Regions from separate parts of the Mus musculus genome. Here regions 2, 3 and 4 are each linked to region 1. The links are chromatin loops, found by intact Hi-C in ENCODE. Cell type or tissue: left cerebral cortex. All regions are shown on one strand. Region 1 holds the start of Cox7a2l (cytochrome c oxidase subunit 7A2 like). Region 2 holds the start of Kcng3 (potassium voltage-gated channel, subfamily G, member 3). Region 3 overlaps C430042M11Rik (RIKEN cDNA C430042M11 gene). Region 4 holds the start of Eml4 (echinoderm microtubule associated protein like 4).

Region 1 (5,000 bases):
ACCACAGCACGAGGAACTGTACTAAAGGGTCACAGCATTAGGGAGGTTGAGAACCACTGACTTAGAATAACTGAGATCTAAGTAACCATGCTGTCTTAGTTAGGGTTTTACTTCTGTAAACAGATACCATAATCAAGGCAACTCTTATAAGGACAATATTTAATTGGGTCTGGCTTACAGGTTCAGAGGTTTAGTCCATTATCATCAAGGTGGGGGCATGGCAGCATCCAGGCAGGCATGGTGCAGGAGGAGCTTAGAGTTCTACGTCTTCATCTGAAGACTGCTAGTGGAAAACTCACTTTCAGGCAACTAGGATGAGGGTCTTAAAGCCCACATCCACAGTGACACACCTACTCCAACAAGGCCACACCTCCTAATAGTGCCCCTCTCTAGCCCAAGCATAGACACACTGTCACACAAGTTAATTGATCTTCTTGTCTATAGCCAAGTTCTGTTGAGACCCGAAAGGACAAAGCAGCTTAGGTCATGAACTTTACATAAGCTTTATAGTCTCCTGAATGGTTGAGTCTCTGATCGTGAGTAAAGGAGACGGGGTAACGATGGCTACCCCTCCATTGAAGAGGGAATGAGGTTTCACAAAGGGCCATCATCAGGCTTAAATCATTCAGCTGCAGAGAAACTAGAACTCAAACAGAAATTGTGATTTTTTTAAATTTCTTTTCTTTGTGTTACATCATACCATGCCTTTGTAAAGGTATCACCCTGGCTAGACTTATGTCAACTTGACACACAAACTAGTGTTATCTGAAAGGAGGGAACCTCAATTGAGAAAATGCCTTCATAAACTCTGGCTGTAGGGCATTTTCTTAACTAGTGATTGATGTGGGAAGACCCAGCCCATTATGGGTGGTGCCATCCCTGGGCTGTTGGTCTTGTGTTCTATAAGAAAGCAGGCTGAGCAGGCCAGAGAAAGCAAGCCTGTAAGATCTGCCCCTTCATGGCCTCTGCATCAGCTTTGGCCTCCAGGTTCCTGCCCTACTTGACTCCCTGTCTTGACTTCCTTTGGTGATGAACGGCAATGTGGAAGTGTAGGCTGCATAAACCCTTTCCTCCTCAATTTGCTTTTTGGTCATGGTGTTGGTTGCAGCAACTAAGCCTGGGTGGACAGTAAGGTTGGATTACTCATCATTAGAAGCTGCTGGAATCTTTGCTGTTCAGGGTATTTGAGGTGCTGAAGACAAAGGCAGGATGCTAATTCACACCCTTGCTCTAGAGTGCTCAGCCTTGAGTCTTTTCTTCTTATTCTTTAAAGATTTATTTACTTATTATATGTAAGTACACTGTATCTGTCTTCAGATCCTCCAGAAGAGGGTGTCAATCCCATTCTGGACGGTTGTGAGCCACCATGTGGCTGCTGGGATTTGAACTCAGGACCTTTGGAAGAGCAGTCAGTGCTCTTAAAACCGCTGAGCTCTCTCTCCAGCCCTGGATTTATATCTATTTATCTGTACTCTTGAGCCTGGTGCCTGACTCTGCCACTAATTGCTGTCCTCAGCAAGTCGCTCCGTTCTTCTGTGCTGTAAAATAGAGATGGTCATAGTACCAATTCTCGGGTTGTGGGGGTTCAATGCATTTAGAGAAAATACTATGTTAAGCTTGGCATCATCAGCTATTCATTACCAACTTACATTTAAAATATAGTATGCATAAATCTATAATGTGTGTGCAAAAACCTCTGGTTAAATGATAGGACTAAAAACTTGTTCCTGGAGGTTAGGAAGCCGGCACACTCTGTTTATGCAGTATTCGACTCAGAGTGGAAGCTTAAGTCACACTGCATGGTGCGGCAGAGTATAACCATAACCAGGAAGCTGTAACTGCGCATCATTCAAGCAGAAGGTAGAGATTTCACAAGTGTTCCCAGTCACCTCCCCTGCATACGTTTATCTCAAAGAACAGGGCCTAGGAAGAGATGAGCAACCAAATGAATGCTGACAAAATCTCACTCTCAAAAGCGCAAGATGCACACACAGGTGCTTTAAGTTTACGTCTACACAAAGCCTATAGATTCTTCCCTCTTCTTCTCCCCTCTCTCTCTTTCCTTCTCCCCTCTTTCCTTCCCTCTTCTTCCCTCTTTTCTCCCTTCCCTCTCTTTCCTTTCTTCCCTCTCTCCCCTTCCTCTTTCTTTTCTCTCCTCCTTCCCTCTTTTCTTCCCTCTTTCCTCTCTCTCCCTCACCTCTTTTTCCTCTTCCCCTCTACCCCTTCTTTCCTTTCTTCCTCTCACCATCTCCCTCCTTGATCTCTCTTCTCTTTTCTCCCCTTTCCTCTTCTCTCTCCTATCTCCTTCTCTCCCACTCTCTTTCCTTTCCTGTCACTTTTCCCGGCATTGAGACAGGATTTTGCTTACAGGCGATGCACTCACGGCTCCAAAGAGCTGTTCTTGTCATAACTGAGGTGAAATTCCTAACAACCCTTGGTACATTAAGACCCCTCAACAGATACTAATAACCCTGAAATGGGGCGGGACCTGGGCCTGACGAGACCCCACCCACGTCCTGGGCCCGCCCCCGCTCTAGGCCCCGCCCAGAACTCGCTCTGACCGACTGTGTCGCTCTCAGCCGCCCTCTTTGTCCACAGGACGCTTGCGCACCTGTCAAGGCGCCTTGGCACTGCCCACATCCAAGTGAGTGGTACAGAGAAGCCTGAGTTTTCGGGAAGCCTGAACACAGCCTCTTTCCATGTCTTTTAGAGTTTGTTTTCGTTTCTAGGTCTTGAGAAAGCGCGGTTTTTTCCCCCCGACGTTGCGTAGGAGGCTATGTTTTAAGTCAGGCGTTCTCTAGACAGTCCGCATTTTGGATTAAGGTCCTTGCGCTGAGCTTTGGGCGGGCCTAAGGGGAAGCCGGGTCCTTTTCTAGGGCGGTCGCACAGGCAGCGGCGGTGCGAAGCGGGCCTCCGCCAACATGTACTACAAGTTTAGCAGTTTCACGCAGAAGTTGGCTGGAGCTTGGGCTTCGGAAGCCTACACCCCGCAGGTACACTTTTGCCGCGTCGCCTTGGGCCGGAGAACAGCAGCCCGAGGCAGGCAGTTGCGAGGTTCGAGCCGTGAAGGGTTTCTGCCGGCCGACCGGTCCGGCTTGCTGGTGTCCCCTGGTGTCCTTAACCACGCAGGCTTGGAGCGGTCGCCGAGGTTTCTGGGTGTGTGCTGCACCCTAGGCGAGGTTTGCATGGCACTGAACTCAGGTCTGATACCTTGCGGGGGTCAAGGTGACCCCTGGGGTGGTTGCTTGTTTAAGGTGGATTTCCCGTAGAATCTGTGAAGGATTGCAGAAGGTGACATAACTGTGTTTGGGTTTCTGCTCTCTCTGGTTGAGGTGGCCTTTGTGACTTCCTCTTGTTACTGGCCCTGTCACAGCCCAGAAAGCAGCTTTACCCAGCTACCAAATGGAAGACTGGGAGGGCGGATTTGAGAAGCTCGCTCATAAGGCATGGGAATATATATATGTGTATACATACATACATACATACATACTGGGGAAAGCATCGGAAGTGACACCCAACGAGGTTTATGCTTTTGCTAGTTTTAAAGTGGCAGACGGTGACCGTTGACTACTGGGCAATCTGACATTATCCAGGTTCCAGTTAGATCCTATCAATGGCGTTCCCATCTCCAATCTCAGTGTTGTGAAAATGTGGTATTTTAGAGTTCCACTTAATACTGGGTTAGTACTGAATTTAGCAGCCTTAATCTAGTGACCTTGACTGCCCCTTCTAATTCGGGGCAGCATTAACTTGGGTTAAATGTGATGTGTCGAGTGAGCAGATTTTCTGGCAGATGGTTGGTGCTGGATAAATGCTATATATTCTCCTGAACTGAATCACTGCTCAGCATAGTTCGAGAAGCCTTGGTGGGACACGAAGCTGAAAAACCTTGAATAGTAAGTGACCTGTATGGGCTGTAAAAGAGATTGTCATTACTGCCTCTTTTCTACCCCTATGGGACACTCCATCTTAAGGGACAGTGTTTAAGTATGATTTCATTACAAGAGTAGATGTGCTTTCAGGAGAGAGGAGGCCAAGAAGGGTCGTATGGGAGGTTGAGGAGGAAAAGTCTCAAGAGTGTTTAGGTGTTCAGTGTCTAGTGCTGTGTTGTGTCTGGTAGCTGCTGAGGTTTTATGAATGTGGTGCTTAACAGACATGGCTGCTAGTAGGCTCTTTGCTGCTGGAGAGATCATAAAAAGAGAGAGAGAGAGAGACACCATCGTTCTGTTACAGAAATGTGGAAGGAAATGAGGAAAATTCACTCAAAGAACAGTCCAGTGTTAGAGGTGAGCAAGTGTGGTGTCAGTGGAACCCAGTGTAATGAGTTGTAAGGAAAGAACTGCCAGTATGTTGACTGATTTCTTGACAGACGATGTAGGTAAATGGCTGATTGCATTGTATCATCATCTATAGTGTATTTTCAGTGCATAGAGATGGTATGTTACTTTAGGCAAGGTTTGGCATACTTATGCCATGTGACGCACTCCTTTGTTAGTACCCAGACCATAAATTATACCACCTGCAGGAAGGTCTCTCAAACTCGCATTAAAACCCCTGTCTGCCTTCCTGTTTTGACATTTATCAGTTATAAATAGTTCTGCCTGTTTTTGAACCCCTGTAAACCCCACAGAAACTTCACTTTTGAGGTTCCTTCATGTTACAGCGTATGAGTTGTTTCATCAAAAATGTCACAGTTTCTTTTGTGGTGGTTGTAGATGTGCTTTTTATATTTTATTTTATTTTTTATGTATATGAGTGTTTTGTTTGCATGCATGCCTGTGCGCTTCATGCATGCTTAGGCCTGCAGAAGGAGGTTCCAAATCTCCTGGAACTGGAATTACAGACAGTTGTGAGCCACTGTGTGGGTAGAGGGGATTAAACTTGAGTCCTCTCCGAAGAGCAGCCAGTGCTCTTAACCTGCTGCACCGTTTCTCTAGTTTCTATAGATGTTTCTAGTGGAGATGAAGCAAAGGGTAAGCTTTGTTGTTTAGAAGGAGAAA
Region 2 (5,000 bases), 120 kb before region 1:
TGGGTTGCCTGCTTTGAGAAATCCTTTGGGGCGGCCTTAGAAGCCGACCAGGGTTTCCAACAGTCTCTGGCAAAGGCTCATCCAGACGCCGTCTGCTCCCTACTTCAAACCTCGCACCTTGGTCCTCACCTCAGCACCCCTCCTTCCCTCCTGTCTCCTCCCTTCGGGGGACTCTTTAAAGGAGCCTGGGGGAGGTGTGTCCATCATCCGGATGGCCCCGGGGCTCCCCGCAGCTCGCATCACGCCCTGCGCACCCCTCCCGGCCACTGCGGGCGGGGGCGCACGGCGTCACGAGGCGGGGAGCCCGAGGTCCGGGGCGGGGCGCCGGGGAATCCCAGCCGGAGCGAGCCGGGAGGTGCGGGCGCGGGCGGGCAAGGAGGTGCGCGCGGAGGGAGCGGAGCGCGCGGAGCCGGCGGGCGAGGAGGAGGACGGCGAGGGAGGCCCCGCCCCCGCCTCCCGGAGCCCGCTCCTCGCCGCCGGAGCCGGCTCACTTTGCCTTTCGCCTCTGGACGGCGGCGGGGCTGCGTGCGCCGGGGACCGGGCAGACCTGCCCACGGTGCCTCGGCTAACGTTCGCCCTCTGGGAGACCGGCGCCACCTGGAGCTGCGGCCAGCCACCCGGATTCGGGAGGGCGAACCCGGGAGCGAGGGGCGGCGGCACTGACACCGCGGGGGACGCGGGCGGTGCGGGGCGCGAGCCCCGGGGGAGCTCGGGCCCCGACGGCGCGGCCTCCCCGTGCGCGCGGCGGGCAGGCCCCCGGGGCGGCCAGCCATGACCTTCGGGCGCGGCGGGGCGGCCTCGGTGGTGCTGAACGTGGGCGGCGCCCGGTACTCGCTGTCCCGGGAGCTGCTCAAGGACTTCCCGCTGCGCCGCGTGAGCCGGCTGCACGGCTGCCGCTCGGAGCGCGACGTGCTCGAAGTGTGCGACGACTACGACCGGGAGCGCAACGAGTACTTCTTCGACCGACACTCGGAGGCCTTCGGCTTCATCCTGCTGTACGTGCGCGGCCACGGGAAGCTGCGCTTCGCGCCGCGGATGTGCGAGCTCTCCTTCTACAACGAGATGATCTACTGGGGCCTGGAGGGTGCGCACCTGGAGTACTGCTGCCAGCGCCGCCTAGACGACCGCATGTCCGACACCCACACCTTTCACGCGGCAGACGAGCTGGGCCGCGAGCAGCCTCGTCCCGCCGGACCCGAGGCGGCCCCCTCCCGGCGCTGGCTGGAGCGCATGCGGCGGACCTTCGAGGAGCCCACGTCGTCGCTGGCCGCGCAGATCCTGGCCAGCGTGTCCGTGGTGTTCGTGATCGTGTCCATGGTGGTGCTGTGCGCCAGCACGCTGCCCGACTGGCGTGCGGCGGTTGCTGACAACCGCAGTCTGGATGACCGGAGCAGGTACTCCGCCAGCCCTGGGAGGGAACCCTCCGGGTAGGACGCACTGCTTTTTTTGCCCGTCCAGTCCGTCCAGTCCCGTCTATCCGTGCCGTCCGTCCGTCCGGTCTCCGTCCTGTCTGCCTGGCAGCTCAGCTAGGCTTTTTTCCTGCCCCAGGAGGTCCCTGGCGCTCCAGCCGAGGGGTGTGAGGAATCTATGGGTCCCCAACCCCGCCCCCTTTTCACAGGCGCAGCCTGTGGTTGTGCTTGGGTCTCACCTTTTAGAGTAAAACCTCCAGGCTTTGTGTTTTAGTTCTGACCAAATAGCAACCTGCTAATTAGATTTTCCAAACTTTTATTGCTAACACGCAATAATTTGCACGATGATTCAGTTTGAGCTAAGAGCTCTTTGAAATATGTGCCAGTACTGGTGGTGTTTGAAAAGATGAAGTCTCATTTCGGTGAAATGTGGTCTGCTTCAGTGCCCACACATTCTGCACACCCTGCTCCCGGCGTAATGTGTGCTGGGATGGAATCCGTATTATAAAGGAGGCTAATTTAGTGATAGACTCTGAATAATGGGTGCCTGTGCCCTTTTTCCTCTCTCCTTTCCGAGCAAGTGTGGACCTAGCAAATTCCTCTCCTCTGTGTGGCATTAAGGATTTGGAGTTTCATTCAGAGGGTCTTCAGTGTGGAGAAGAAAACAAAAACAGCTATTACCTTGGGAGAGAAGAAAAAGCGAAACTTCCCCAAACCCAGAAACAGGATTCGGTCATTGAAGTGTCTTCCCGCCTCCCCCCACTTTACTAGGATGAAAAGAAAACACTTTAATCTTTCCTGAGCTCATGCTTATCTCTTAATGGTGATAGCACTCTCCTGTTTTTAGAACAAGTGAGTTTATTTTGCATATTTGGTGGGAGGAATAAGCAGACTAAAGTTGGACTTTCCGAGCAGACAGCCATTTTGGGCATAAAACCCAAACTGTATATTCTCTTTCACCCTTTGTTTGATAACTCTTCTAGGAGCCTTCACCCATTCATTTTCTGCCCTAATTTTTTTCCCCCTTCACTTTCAAGTCAAGACCGTGTCCTGTAATCCTTTCCCGATGGGCCTGTGTGTGCTAGGGACTGTGGTAAGTGCAGACCCAGCAGCAGTGCATCCCTTCCTCTCTGTATGAATCCTAACAGTAACTACCGTGGACTGGAAGCACAGAGCCCATTGCCAGCATCCCATCTTGGCATGAAATCCAAGACCTGTGCTTTGAAAAGAAGAAACTTAGGAACGTCCTGTTTTGTGTGTTGGGTCGGGTCTCCACTTCACAGAGAGGGATCGATTCCTTGGTACTTCCTTGATACGATGAATTAACTTTCCTTTATAAATAAAGTGGCCTTGATAATATTTTTTTTTTGAAAGCATCATAGAAAAATGAGCCTCGAGTGACCGGCTTTGAAAGGACTCGTCAGTAACTGTAGACTTTGAAGGTTAGTGATGGACGGAGCTCATTAGCCAAGGCTACAGCAGCCCTGACTGATAGGTTTAGACTGTGAGGGAGTTGATTAAGGGGAGCCAAGAGAGTGACAGCCTTTCTGAAGGAGGGAGGGGGATTGGGGAGAAAGAGGGTTAGAGTAGAGCATTAGGGTGAACGCTAATTTAGATAGAAAGAGAAACTGAAGAAGCCCAGAAGGGAGGAGACAGATAAAACAGAGGCTGCAGAGGAAGTGAAGAAGATAGAGTAAGGCTCCGTTTGTGTATATGTATCCTAAGTATGTATATAATTATTCAAGTCAACCTGTTTCCTAGATACCCGGATATTTCAGGCATATGCATGTTTTTCTTGGCTTAATGGCCCGGTTTTAAGCTTCTTTCTATGAGTAGGTATAAGAAAGCCCGTATCTGTAATCCCAGATAAACCATGGCATGGCGGAATATTAAGGATGTCACACGTTGCACAAGAAGCCCCTCGCTGGCCTCCTGTAACAGAGACATGGCAGCTGGCGTTTCATAGTCGCTCAGTTCCTGCCAGCCTGTGGCCACTGACACGAGTCTACATCCTTTTGAGATTTGAGTAAGAATTCCCTCCACCCCCTTGTAGACCTGAGGTTGATGGGAACCCTAGCCCGCCAGGCAAGTAAGTGACTTGCTATTTACTTCCCAGCCTCAGCTCACAATCTTGATCCATCTCATCACAGTTTCTAAAGTGTCTTTCCTGAGCGTCCATTGTTCCAAACACTGTAACTTTTTCTCATAAAGAAAAGTTAAGCTCATAAGCTCTCAGCTTTCTTACTCTCTAGCCCTCTTTCTTTCCCTTCCCCCCATCTCTCTACGTGACCATGGCCTCTCTCTTTCTACCTTCCCTCTTGTTCTCTGCCTTTCTACAATAAAGCTCTAAAACCAAAAAAAAAAAAAGAAAGAAAGAAAGAAAAGAAAAGTTGATGTAGGACTCAGAGGCACAGTTGGTCTTCAGGAGTTGAATTATTCCAAGAAAGCCTTCAAGGGTCATGGAGGATGGAAGCCGGCATCCTTAGAAGTCTGTGCACTGTCCAAACACTGGCAGGGGGTGTCACTTACATAAACGGGTTTATGCAACCTGCACAATCCTGTGTCTTGCTGAAGAGCAAAATAGGAGAGTCTTCCACTAAAAGGAACAGCGTGGGCACAGGCATGAAACTTGTATGTTGTGTTTAGGGAGTGAGAACGGTGGTAGCGTGAGCTGGAAAGCATAGTCTAAGGATGTGAATACTCTGTTTTGCAGCCGAGGCTACCTACTGGCCGCTTTGTATCATTTGTACTGAGAAGCTTAGCTATAGGAAGTCGAGTGTGTTAAGTGTGTGTCCCGAGATGGCAGAGGGAGGAGATGGGGCACAGGAAAGATGAATGGGCATGGAGGCTCACACCTGTCATTCTGCTAACTCAGGCTCAATGCCCGAGGGTCAAAAGATGGAGCCTGTTACATAGTGAGTCCCAAGCTATGTCATAGTGAGACCCTGTAACCCCCCCCACAAAGAAAAAAAATCGGGCTGGGAATGTTAGCTCAGTAATAAAAGCACTCGGGCAAAAGCCCTTAGGTTGGATTCCCCAGCCTTGCAAAAGCAAGAGCTGAAAGGCTTTGGGCAGGATCTGAGTTGTCTTGCTCCGTGCTTGTGAAAATAGATACTAAGTAACAACTGTGGTCTATACTAGGGAGAATTGAAATTCCTCCAGAGCATCTTAAAGATACCCCCCCTCCCCCTCGTGACTAGCCCGGTGGACTTGGAGGAGCTGGGAGCACTCAGAACCACTTGCGGGCTCTCCACGCCCTGCTCTCTTGTTCCTTTGTCACCTCTGTGCCCCTCACTGTGCGTCCCTAACCTAATGAAATGGATCATTCACGCACAGCTCAGGTCCTGTCCTCAGTCTTTGTGGGCTGCCCTAGTAAATGAGATGTTTCCTCCCGAACTTGAGGGATTGCTGCTTTGTACTATTTATATGTCATTTCATGTCCTCGAGGGCATTTTCTCAAAACACTGTGACATGGAGGAAAAGCCCTTGAAGACAGGTGAACTCCCGACACCACCATCTTGTTTTTGAGTCTTTGTTTTTTTGCTTTTTTTCCTTTCTCAAGACAGATTTCTTTGTGTAGGCCACTACCCT
Region 3 (5,000 bases), 340 kb before region 1:
TAGTGGATGAATCTACTTCTAGACCAGCTTTGAGGTGAGATCTGGATCTTGAGGTGGGAAGACATACCTTTAACCTGGGCCACACCCTCTGCTGGAAGTCTATGGAAGAGGACGACATAGGAAGCTTTCGTTCTTTGCCTGCTCACCCTCGCCTCTCGAGCACATCCATCCCTTCACTGGCGTTAGCGCCGCCTACTTCTGCGGGATTCCGGCAGATACAGGAGATCAGCTGAGACATCCAGCCTTGTGGACCAAGCAACCACTGGATTCTTGGGCTTTATGTTCATGGTCAATTGTTGTTTGATTAGCTGGACAACAGCCTCTCTCTCTCTCTCTCTCTCTCTCCATATATATATGTATATATATGAGATAGATAGATAGATAGATAGATAGATAGATAGATAGATAGATAGATAGATAGAGAAAAGTAGATAGACAGAGAGGGGGGAGAGAGATTCATTCTATAAGTTCTGCTCTAGAGAACCGTGACGAATACACCTTCTTCTTAACCTTCTTCTTCTTCTTCTTCTTCTTCTTCTTCTTCTTCTTCTTCTTCTTCTTCTTCTTCTTCTTCTTCTTCTTCTTCTTCTTCTTCTTCTTCTTCTTTTTCTGAGAGATAGTCTCCCATAGTTGCTCAGGCCCTTGGGCTTCCTCTTCAGCACAAATAGCTTTGAATTTTCTCTCCTGTCTCAGCCTCCAGTAGCTATAGTCTGTTGCCACCAGGTTTGGCTTACTAGCATTATTTTGACACCACTAATTTTGTGTCATAGCATCAATAGAAAAACCAGCTGAGTCTAGTCAATGGAAAACCCAAAACAAGACGTTAGCATAGGTGCCACCAGCAATATCTGCAGAAGACCACGGACTCGGAGTGGAGTCCAGCATCTGCTCAGTACACCAAGCAAATGTCGGGAAAGTTCAAAGGCAGGATCTGCGAATCATTGGCTCCTGGAGACCCTGAAATGGACTGAGCAGCTAACTATTAAGTCCTGTGTGTATGTGTCAGTTCTCTTGCTCTGCAGACACCTTCAGAATTCAGCGCTGGCTGCCGTTCTTAGAACCTGTTCTGTTCTTGGAGCAGTGTCATTGTTGTATTGTTTTCTTTGTTCAACTAAACTCTACTTCCTATGATAGGACTAAGGAATTCTTCCTTTCCTCAACACAATTATATCAATGATTAAATATGAAATGTGCGGACCCAGCTACTAAATACCAGACTTGTCAGACCAGATTTGTTTAAACTTCAGCTATGTACCATTCATGAGAGATATTGTTCAGAGGTAATTCCACCAGAGAATACACAGAGAGTCTGTTTTTTAAAATTAATTTTCCATCTTGTTCACTGCCACCCTCCTGGTCATCCCCTCCCACAATCCTTTTCCCCATCCTCTCACCCCCTCCTCCTCTGAGCTAGTGGGGACCCCCTGGGTATCCCCCTCACCCAGGCACATCAAGTCTCTGTGGGGTTTGGCACAACCTCTCCCACTGAGGCCAGACAAGGCAGCCCAGCAGAAGAGCATATCCCATGAACAGGCAACAGCTTTTGGGACATCGCCCGTTCCAGTTGTTCAGGACCCACATGAAAACCAAGTTGCACATCTGCTACATATGTTCAGGGAGGCCTAGATCCAGCCCACACAGATACTCTTAAAGCACGGTAGAAGGATTGCCAGCCAGTGACTGCAGGGGAACTAACTCAAATCATGCAGCCCAAGATGCTCTGTTCTTGCCCTTTATGCACAGACATCACATCCTGGTTGACACACTTCACTTAGCAAGAACAGTTAGTGAAAGTAGAACTATAGAAGCCAAAAGGCAAGGTTAGGACATTTAGGGACTTCCCCAGATCCTGACAGTCCAGACTAGATCTTCAGTGGACTAGTTCTTTGGCAGCTGTGGGGGCCTACGTGCTGGGCTCTGAAGTCGAAATGGTGCCACTCACATGTTCCGTTGTGCTCATGTCTCAGGTCTATTTCAGTACACTTAAAACAGAACAACACTAAACGGCTATGGGAACCCTTATGCCTGTAGTCTCGGTTAACTGGAGTGTGACACGCCACCCCCAATTCAGTGACCTGCAGTTGTAGCCATTTCGCTTGCATAAGGGCAGTGATTTGAACTACATTCAGACATCTTCCACTGGGGCATCTAAGCAGACTTATACAGCAGGCCTCTGGCCACAGCCTGCAGTTCAACCTCTCATCCTCAAGGATGCTATCTCAGGTTTCTGCACAAGGGGGCAGCAGCGTGCCAGTGGAGACGCTCAGCAACTACAAATCTTCCAAGAACCAGCCTCCGAAATCCCAAGTTGTTGATTGGAGGTCAGAGGGGGTTAAGGACACCAGAAGAAGATGGTCCGCAGAATCAACTAAGCAGGGCTCGTAGGGGCTCACAGAGACTGAAACAGCGATCATGGAGCCTGCATGAGTCTGTGCAGGGCCCTCTGCTCATATGTTCTGCTGGTTAGCTTGGGAGTTTGTGGACTTGTATCAGTGAAAGTTGGGTGCTTTTTGCCTGCCCCTGGGACCCTTTTCCTCGGCTGCCTTGTCCAGACTTGATAGGCGGATTTGTGTCTGGTCTTATTGCATCTTGTTAAGCCGTGTTCAGTTGATATCCCTGGGAGGCCCGCCCTTTCCTGAAGGGAAACAGGAGCAGTGGAGCTGGGGAAGAGGGAAGGCGGTGGTGGGGACTGGGAGGAGTGGAGTGAAGGAAAACTGCGGTCTCCATCTACTGTGTGAGAGAAGAATAGATAAAAAGGAAAGAAAAGTTAAAACCAAACAGAACACACCTGAAAAGAAAGAAAGGAAAGGAAGAAACCAAAATTCCTTCTTAGCAGCTGGTCTGAAGTCGGGGACAGTCTCATGGGACTGAGTTCTCATCCTGTGGGGTCTAATGCTATAGCCATGCAGAAGGGTCAGAATGACGATGTCCCCCGCCGCCCCCACCCCACCCCAGGCACTGCTGTAGTCTGATTGCCTGTGTGCTAGTGGGAGAAATACCCCCCACACTTAGGATTACAGAACTGGACTGTGCTGTGAGAGTACTGTAGAAGACTGTGGGCGTGGCCTGTGTCCCTCCCCCCACCCCCAACCCACTCCCATTCACCAGTAGAGCCCATGAAGCATTTCTTTTATTCATAGAAATCTATTTGTTCTTAAATACTTAATGAATGTATGAAAGGAGGTAGAGAGAGAGAGAGGGAGGGAGACCGACAGACGGACAGACCAACAGGTCTGAGCTGCTGACACACTAGCTCAATCTATTGAGGGACTAAGGGATCAGCTTGTTATCAACAGCCATGTTCAGCCAAACTTAGAGGCATCTAAAGGTCTTCATGCACCGCCCAATCCAGGGGGGTAGAGCAGGACCGCACCAGCAGTGGGAAGGCCTTGATGGGATCGGAGCCCTGAGTAGATGCTGTTTTCCTCTGATTCCATGGCACAAATAAGCTCCTGTATACGGAGGAAAGAGGTGGCACCTGGGAGCAGCCTGATGTTTGATCTTGATTATTAACTTGATGGGATTTACAATCACCATGGAAACGAGCTTCCTGACACATCTGTGAGGGAGTTGCTAGTTAATTGAGCTGGGGAGGCCCACACTAACTGTGGGTGGCGATAGTCTGTGAGCTGCCTGCCTTTCAGGCTGAGTAAGAAGGCGACTGGGAGCTGAACATCAGCACTGGTCAGCATCCAGCTTGCCTCCTGCCCGTTGATACCATACAATGGGCTGCCTCAAACTCCCGTCGCCATGACTTCCCCCTCAAACTGGGAGCCAAAATTAACCCCTTTTTGTTCCAGCAATAGGCAAAGCAGCTAAATACAAACAGGTACAGTCTGGAAGGACCAAGGATCAATATCTGGAAGGCCCCAGTCAATCGGGGACTGATCAATGGCAGAACACATGGGTAAGAGGGGAACTGTATTTTCTTAACACTGAAGTCATCTGAATAATGAGGCTTGCCCGTGGTACCCTAGAACAGTGTTTTATCACATAGTCCAAAGTAGAGGGCATCTCTCACAGTGATTATACAAATATATCTTAGTTTGAATCTAGAGTGTTCATGTCCTCAAATTCTATGTACAGCCTCACGTCGTTTGATTGCATCAATTAAAATACAGGGTAACTACCACTCTGTCCTCTGTAGGAAGTGTCAGAACATCTGCTGGTTTGCAAGCAGCCCCTCCCCTTGGTGTGACTTCGATTGCCTTCTCCTTACCTTCTTAACTCCTCCCCCTTCCTCCCCATTTAACAGCACCTGAAACAAGCCTGACACATAGGTCATAGGTCCCTGCATTGCCTGGGTTTTGTTTACACCCATTTGACTACGGGGAGATGGGAAACATAAAGAAGGTTTGAGTTATTTAGGTACCAAACAATGTTCTGGAAGGAAATGCTTCAATAAATACTTAGCTGAAACATGCCAAGTGAATAATCAAAAAGATAAAGCTGTAGAAAGGGGCAAGGGTGGTGGAGAGGACACAAGAAGGCCCCTGCCAGGTGCGTGAGATGCTTGCTGAGAGCCTGTCCAAGTTTGGCTTACACCAGCAGAGCTTTTAATTCTGAGAAGAAGAGACTCTGTCAGGCTGCAGACAAGCGAGGGTGGCCATGAGAGCCACGAGGGAGCCACTAGGAATTCTTCTATTCTGTAGTCTGTATTCTGGGCTCAAAGGCCTGAGACCATTTCTTCTCCCTCGCACTGACTTCTGTAGTTCACTCCCTTTCAGTTCTCCCAAGAATTGTGAGTCCTGGAGGGTAGGTGGTCCTTGCCTTCCCCTCTTCCTCCTACGTTTCCTGCCCCAGGGCAACCTTGGCTGAGGAGCCTCTAGTCTGGCAGGCTCTGGGGTGGGTTTGAATGTGCTTGGCCTGGGGAGTGGCACTATTAGGAGGTGTGGCCTTGTTGGAGGAAGTGTGTCAGTGGGGTTGGGGAGGACTTTGAGGCCCTCCTCCTAACTGCCTAGAAGACAGACTGCTCCTGTCTTCTTTTAGAACAAGCTGTA
Region 4 (5,000 bases), 160 kb after region 1:
TACTCATAGAAAGCCACAGAAAGAGAAAGCACAACTCCTGTTACAAAGTCTCTTCAGCGAAGGCAACTCCAGAAAGGAGACAAAAACCATCCCCTTCCTTTACCACTCAAAAGATGGCAATTCAATGTTCCGATCACAAAAGATGGTGTGAAATGAATGTTTAACGTCATTATGTCTCTTTAACACAACATAAAAATGGGATTTGTTTTCCTGATTGCAACTCTTTCTGTTGTCTCTACTGGATTAGTTACGCATAAACTTGTTTAACAAGGCATATACACTTTCAAAATTAACTTAAGTGTTTCAATTGGTGAAAAAGGCACTTTTAAAGCCCTCCAGAATTCCTCAGCACAAGCACAAGAGTAAAGATCACATTACATACAGAGATTATCACAGCCCCCCAAAGATACCCAATCTGCATGTTAGCAGACACGCAGGCCAGTCTACTAGCCAGTATGAACTGGGGAAATGAACCCAGTCACAAAACCAAAAAAGAACAAATTAAGAGTTAATGCCTGGCTAAAAGGAGGCCGAGAAGGAAGTAACTTCACTATGTAAGGAATTACAAAACATCAAAGGTTAGATAATGGACAACAGGTGTCTTTGGAGAGAAAAGAACCACAATGCATTGCTCCTATTTTAGGATTTCCATTCTCAAAGCTGTATAACAACAATGATTTTTTTTTCCCCTCAAGAAAGTCAAGACCAAAATTGTGCCTTTACTATTTAACAACTGTAAGAGCCTGATGCTCTTCTGTTTACTTTTTAACTTTACTTTAAAAAAAAAATCCATCTAATCCCAATCTTGTGTGGGCAGATTAAAATATGGCTTAGTGCCAGATGGTTTGCTGATCAGTGAACATTAACTAACTAGAGATTTATTATCACGAAATGGAAAAAGAAAAGCATCCGACTATACACGCTACTACCACATAAACTAGTCAAATATACAAATCAAACCCAGTCGCTGGTATCACATAACCGCAGTATCAGCAAAAACAGAATCGTTTCTCTCACCGTAACACTGAAATCTCTACAGTAACTGGATTCCAGTGGCCTCAAAGAATAGCCATTCCAGACACAGGTACTGGTTACCCTGGAGTTCTGTTCCTCAAGTCAGTCACAACATTTAGCACCTGTACTCTGGTTAAATGGAACACTGAGAAAACACTTCAGCCAACAGGATACCCTATCCCTTTCTCTCCATTCCACAAAGACAGCATATTCCAAAAATGGAGAATCCTTTCTTTTCCGATTGAGGCCCCCTCTTATGGGTTCATTGGGCAGGATTACTTCTCTCCAGCACGCATGGAGAGCATACTTCTGCTTTCACTCTTAAAGAGGGTCCCCCAACACAGATGCGCCTCTTCCTTCCCTGTATTGAGTAGATGATAATGCTCTCCACCACTGCAAAACGTTCAGGGAAGTGGAGGGAAGCTGTCAGTTACTGAGGGCTACTTAATAAATCTTCAAATATAAAGACTGAAAGGGGTGACTCCAATCCAGAAGTGGGACTGGGGATTCCTACTCCCTCCGGAAAGGCTGCCCCAATCTTGCCTATCATTCCGTTTAAGTGGAGAGATGTACTCTGAGGGAGAGTCTGTATTTGATGAAGGGGTGCCCTGACTTTAACGGGGTGGGGGGGTCAGAAGAAGGTGCTAAGTGTACCGGGAGGGACGTAGCAGCGGCTGGAGGGTCGTTGAGGGGAAGGAGGGCCCCCGCACTGAAGGGGGCTCTGGGAAGAAGGGAGGGTCTGGAGGCGAGGGCTGCATGGGGGGAGGGGCCGCCCGTCCCGGAGGCGGCGGCGGGGCTGCAGCCTCGCGGGGACCATGTGCCGGGAGCGGCGGCCACCCGCAGGGGCAGCCCGGGGAGCAGGGCCCGCGGCGCGCGCGCGCGCAGGAAGCCGGGGTCCCGGGTTACGTACGAGGGGCGCGAGCCCGCGGCCGGACTCACCGAGGCTGCCGGCGAAACCGTCCATCTTGCGGGGACCGCGCCGGGCTCGGGGCTCAGCGGGGCGGGCGCTTCATTCAGCGCCCCGACCGTGCGGCGGCCGCGGGACCTGACCCGCCGGTTCTCAGCGTCGCCCGGCGCGGCTTCCGACTCCCGCCGCCGCCGTCCGCCGGTCAGCCCGTCAGCCCCGAGGGTCAGTCGGTCAATCAGGTTGAGAGCCGCGCCGCCCGCCGCCTGCCCGGCCTCTCTCCCTCTCTCTCTCTCTCTCCTAAGCCGCAGCCGTGAGCGCCGCGCCGCGCCGCGCCGCGCCCCGCCCCCGCGCCCGCGCGCAGCCACGGCTCCGCCCCCGCGCACGCCGTCACGCTTCCGATCCCGCCCCACGTGACGGAACGGGGCGGGGCTTCCCGCGACACGCCCCTCCCTCTCTGCCCTGCCTCCGCAGCCGCAGAGAACTCTTGAGAGTTAGGAGGCTATTGGCTGCTCTTGTGTTCCTGGCCCGGTTTCGCCACCAGGATTCTCCAGCCCGAAACTGGGTCTGAGTGGACGGGGCTCGTGGGTGTCCTGCTGCTAGAAAGCTGACCTGCACTGTGGGATTCTTTCCCTCTGGGAAGCCCGCGGAGCACAGTTCTAGAGTTCTTTTGAAGGGAGGTAACGAGGAGGCTAACGAGTGAGAGGAAAGATTCCCCTTCTTGGGGTTCCCCTCTCCTCTAGTCAGTGAGAATTCTAGGTAGAGACAAGACTTTTTGACCAGCCTGAGGCCATGTCTGCCACAACCGCAGGTTCTAGGACAGAGCACAAGCAAACAATGTTAATGCTGGATGAAAAGAGTTCGTCTTACCCAAGTCTTATGAGGAAAGTGCACGTAAAAGACTGGCTTGGCTTACTCTCCTTTTGTTCTTCCCATCAGGGCACAAAGCCACCGGATAGCCTATCAGGAAACTATAGCACAGACTATTAGTTTTTAAATAAACCTTAGTTCTAGGCTCAAATCTATGAAGTCACCTAACTAAATTTAGGCCTTGCTTTAATTTATTTGCAAATTCAAGTGCTAGACTGTACCTGAGGCTGACCTCTGGCACACGCATGCACAAGCACAACCAAAACTCATCCCATCTTCTTCAACCCTCTAATCTTTTATTATTATTATTTTATTTTTTAAAGATTTTTTTTAAATTTATATGGGTACACTGTCACCCGGTTACAGATGGTTGTGAGTCACCATGTGGTTGCGGGGAATTGAACTCAGGACCTCTGGAAGAGCAGTCAGGGCTCTTAACCGCTGAGCTATATCTCTCCAGCTCTCAACCCTCTGATTTTATCCTCTTTCCTTACAAAGACATTTGAATAGTTTAGGTCCCTTCTAGGTCGATGTGCAGATTAGAGTAACAAAAAACTGTAAGGTGTCTCAGAGACTAAATTAGATATACCTTTTAAAGTAGCTGGGTTAGGAAAAAAATAAGAATGTCTGTTAATAGAGTTGTAGGTTACAAGGAACAAATTGAAGTAAGGAGAGAAGAAATGGGGAACAACAACTGCCATGAAAAGAATTGACAGAATTAAATGGTTGAAAGGATTGTTAAACATCCTTGAAGGATACCTCTCCCCTTTGATGCCTTTTTAAACTTCTTTCCTAAGGGCCTGGGAGTGTACCTCGGTGACCAATTGTGCTTAGTAAATAGGAGGCACTGGGTTTGATCCCCAGCTCTGGAAACAGCCAACAAACAAAATCTAACTTAAAAACTTAAGGAAACATCACAGCAAACCTAGGAGGTCAGTGTTGTAAACAGGACACAGCAAGGCTGAGAGATGACAGTCAGTAATGTGCTTCCCACAGAAGCAGGGAAAGTGTACTGATGTACACTTACAATCCCAGATCTGGGAAGGCAGAGACAAACTGAACGCCAGGGCATCCTGGCCAGCCAGCCTCCACAGAGAGGTCCTATCTCATAAACAGCTCATGAGGAACTGTACCTGAGGCTGACCTCTGGCACACGCATGCACAAGCACAACAAATGAAAACCTGACATTGGCTTTTTAAAAAATGTTTAACTAAAAGAAGAGAATAGTAAGTCAGGTTTTCTTCTAGCATGGTGAACCAATTTTTAAGTTTTCAATAATTGAAGTAGAACTTGATTTCCTACTTATAGTAAAGCCATATATATAGTATATATATGTATATATTATATATGTATATATCACATATAGGTATACATACGTATATATTACATATATGTATATATGTGTGTATATGTATATATTACATATGTGTATATATTATATGTATATATGCGTGTATATTATATATGTATATATTACATATATGTATATATTACATATATGCTATACATTATATATAATTGCTAGAGGCATTCTGATTAATTTCATATGATTCACATTTTAAAAAGAAAAACACAAGTATTATACATTTAAAATTCTACAGCACTGCGTTACTGAGTATGTTCTTGACAGGAGACAAATGTCTATTTTGGCTTGCCATCAATGAAGGCCAAATTCTCTACTTACAATGTACTTATCTGATGACTGCAAGGACCTTCCCCTTTGGCTTTGTGTGTTGCAACCCTTGCTCCTCCCACACTCCTCACATACTGCCAGGGCCAGCTGTATGTCCATATGGTGTTCTAACCTCTAGCCCTGAAATTCTATGCTGGGACGCCAGGCAAGTCAGTGAGCTGAGCCACAGGAGCACTCCCGAAATCTATCGCTAAACAAAAGTAGCTGGCACTGATTCAATGCAAATGGCCGTGGTCTGGGTGGAATATTTCACTAAGCCTAACATCAAATGTATCCCCAACTCTTTGAAAGCTAGTTGCCCCAGATATCTAGTTATTCCAATAGTTCCTGCCGGAGTGGAATACGTGACTAAGGGAAGGAAGGCTGTGATGGAAAGATGCGCCTTCTTACACACTCAGTGCAGGCACACTCAGGGCAGGCACACTCAGGGCAGGCACACTCAGTGCAGGCTCAGGCTGCCGGGCATGCTGTGTTTTCCTGTAAGCTCAGCACCCTGGAGGCTGAGTCAGGGAGACCAA

The links. A loop is a pair of places that touch in the nucleus more often than their neighbours do. Peaks named below come from ENCODE experiments on the same cell type or tissue, not always from the same donor. Only the 100,000 strongest peaks of a DNase experiment are listed, where the experiment ranks them.
Region 2: it touches region 1 in a loop (5-fold over the local background); 3 of 42 quality-filtered maps call a loop at or near these places.
Region 3: it touches region 1 in a loop (2.5-fold over the local background); 2 of 42 quality-filtered maps call a loop at or near these places.
Region 4: it touches region 1 in a loop (3-fold over the local background); 7 of 42 quality-filtered maps call a loop at or near these places.

The regions. Positions count from the first base shown.
Region 1 is chr17:83,512,197-83,517,196 of GRCm38, reverse strand. Cox7a2l (cytochrome c oxidase subunit 7A2 like) reads left to right here and starts at 2,864. Exons shown (of 3, transcript NM_009187.3): 1 at 2,864-2,993. The coding sequence starts at 2,922. In left cerebral cortex, a CTCF peak has its summit at 2,590; DNase peaks (open chromatin) are centred at 2,618, 2,818, 3,580, 3,755 and 1 more place; H3K4me3 peaks cover 2,965 bases; H3K27ac peaks cover 2,234 bases.
Region 2 is chr17:83,627,390-83,632,389 of GRCm38, reverse strand. It overlaps Kcng3 (potassium voltage-gated channel, subfamily G, member 3), which reads left to right and starts at 495. Exons shown (of 2, transcript NM_153512.1): 1 at 495-1,427. The coding sequence starts at 772. In left cerebral cortex, no CTCF peak of the experiment used is centred here; DNase peaks (open chromatin) are centred at 1,882, 2,279, 3,114, 3,942 and 2 more places; H3K4me3 peaks cover 2,986 bases; H3K27ac peaks cover 262 bases.
Region 3 is chr17:83,847,881-83,852,880 of GRCm38, reverse strand. C430042M11Rik (RIKEN cDNA C430042M11 gene) reads left to right here. Exons shown (of 2, transcript NR_155491.1): 2 at 1-1,209. It also overlaps a transcript of Haao not described here. Among named protein-coding and RNA genes, the nearest start is that of Haao, 3.6 kb to the right of the region's middle. In left cerebral cortex, a CTCF peak has its summit at 2,235 (motif pointing right); DNase peaks (open chromatin) are centred at 2,232 and 3,588.
Region 4 is chr17:83,348,193-83,353,192 of GRCm38, reverse strand. Eml4 (echinoderm microtubule associated protein like 4) reads right to left here and starts at 2,252. Exons shown (of 23, transcript NM_001379374.1): 1 at 1,954-2,252. The coding sequence starts at 1,978. In left cerebral cortex, a CTCF peak has its summit at 2,462; DNase peaks (open chromatin) are centred at 1,321 and 2,357; H3K4me3 peaks cover 2,794 bases; H3K27ac peaks cover 1,270 bases.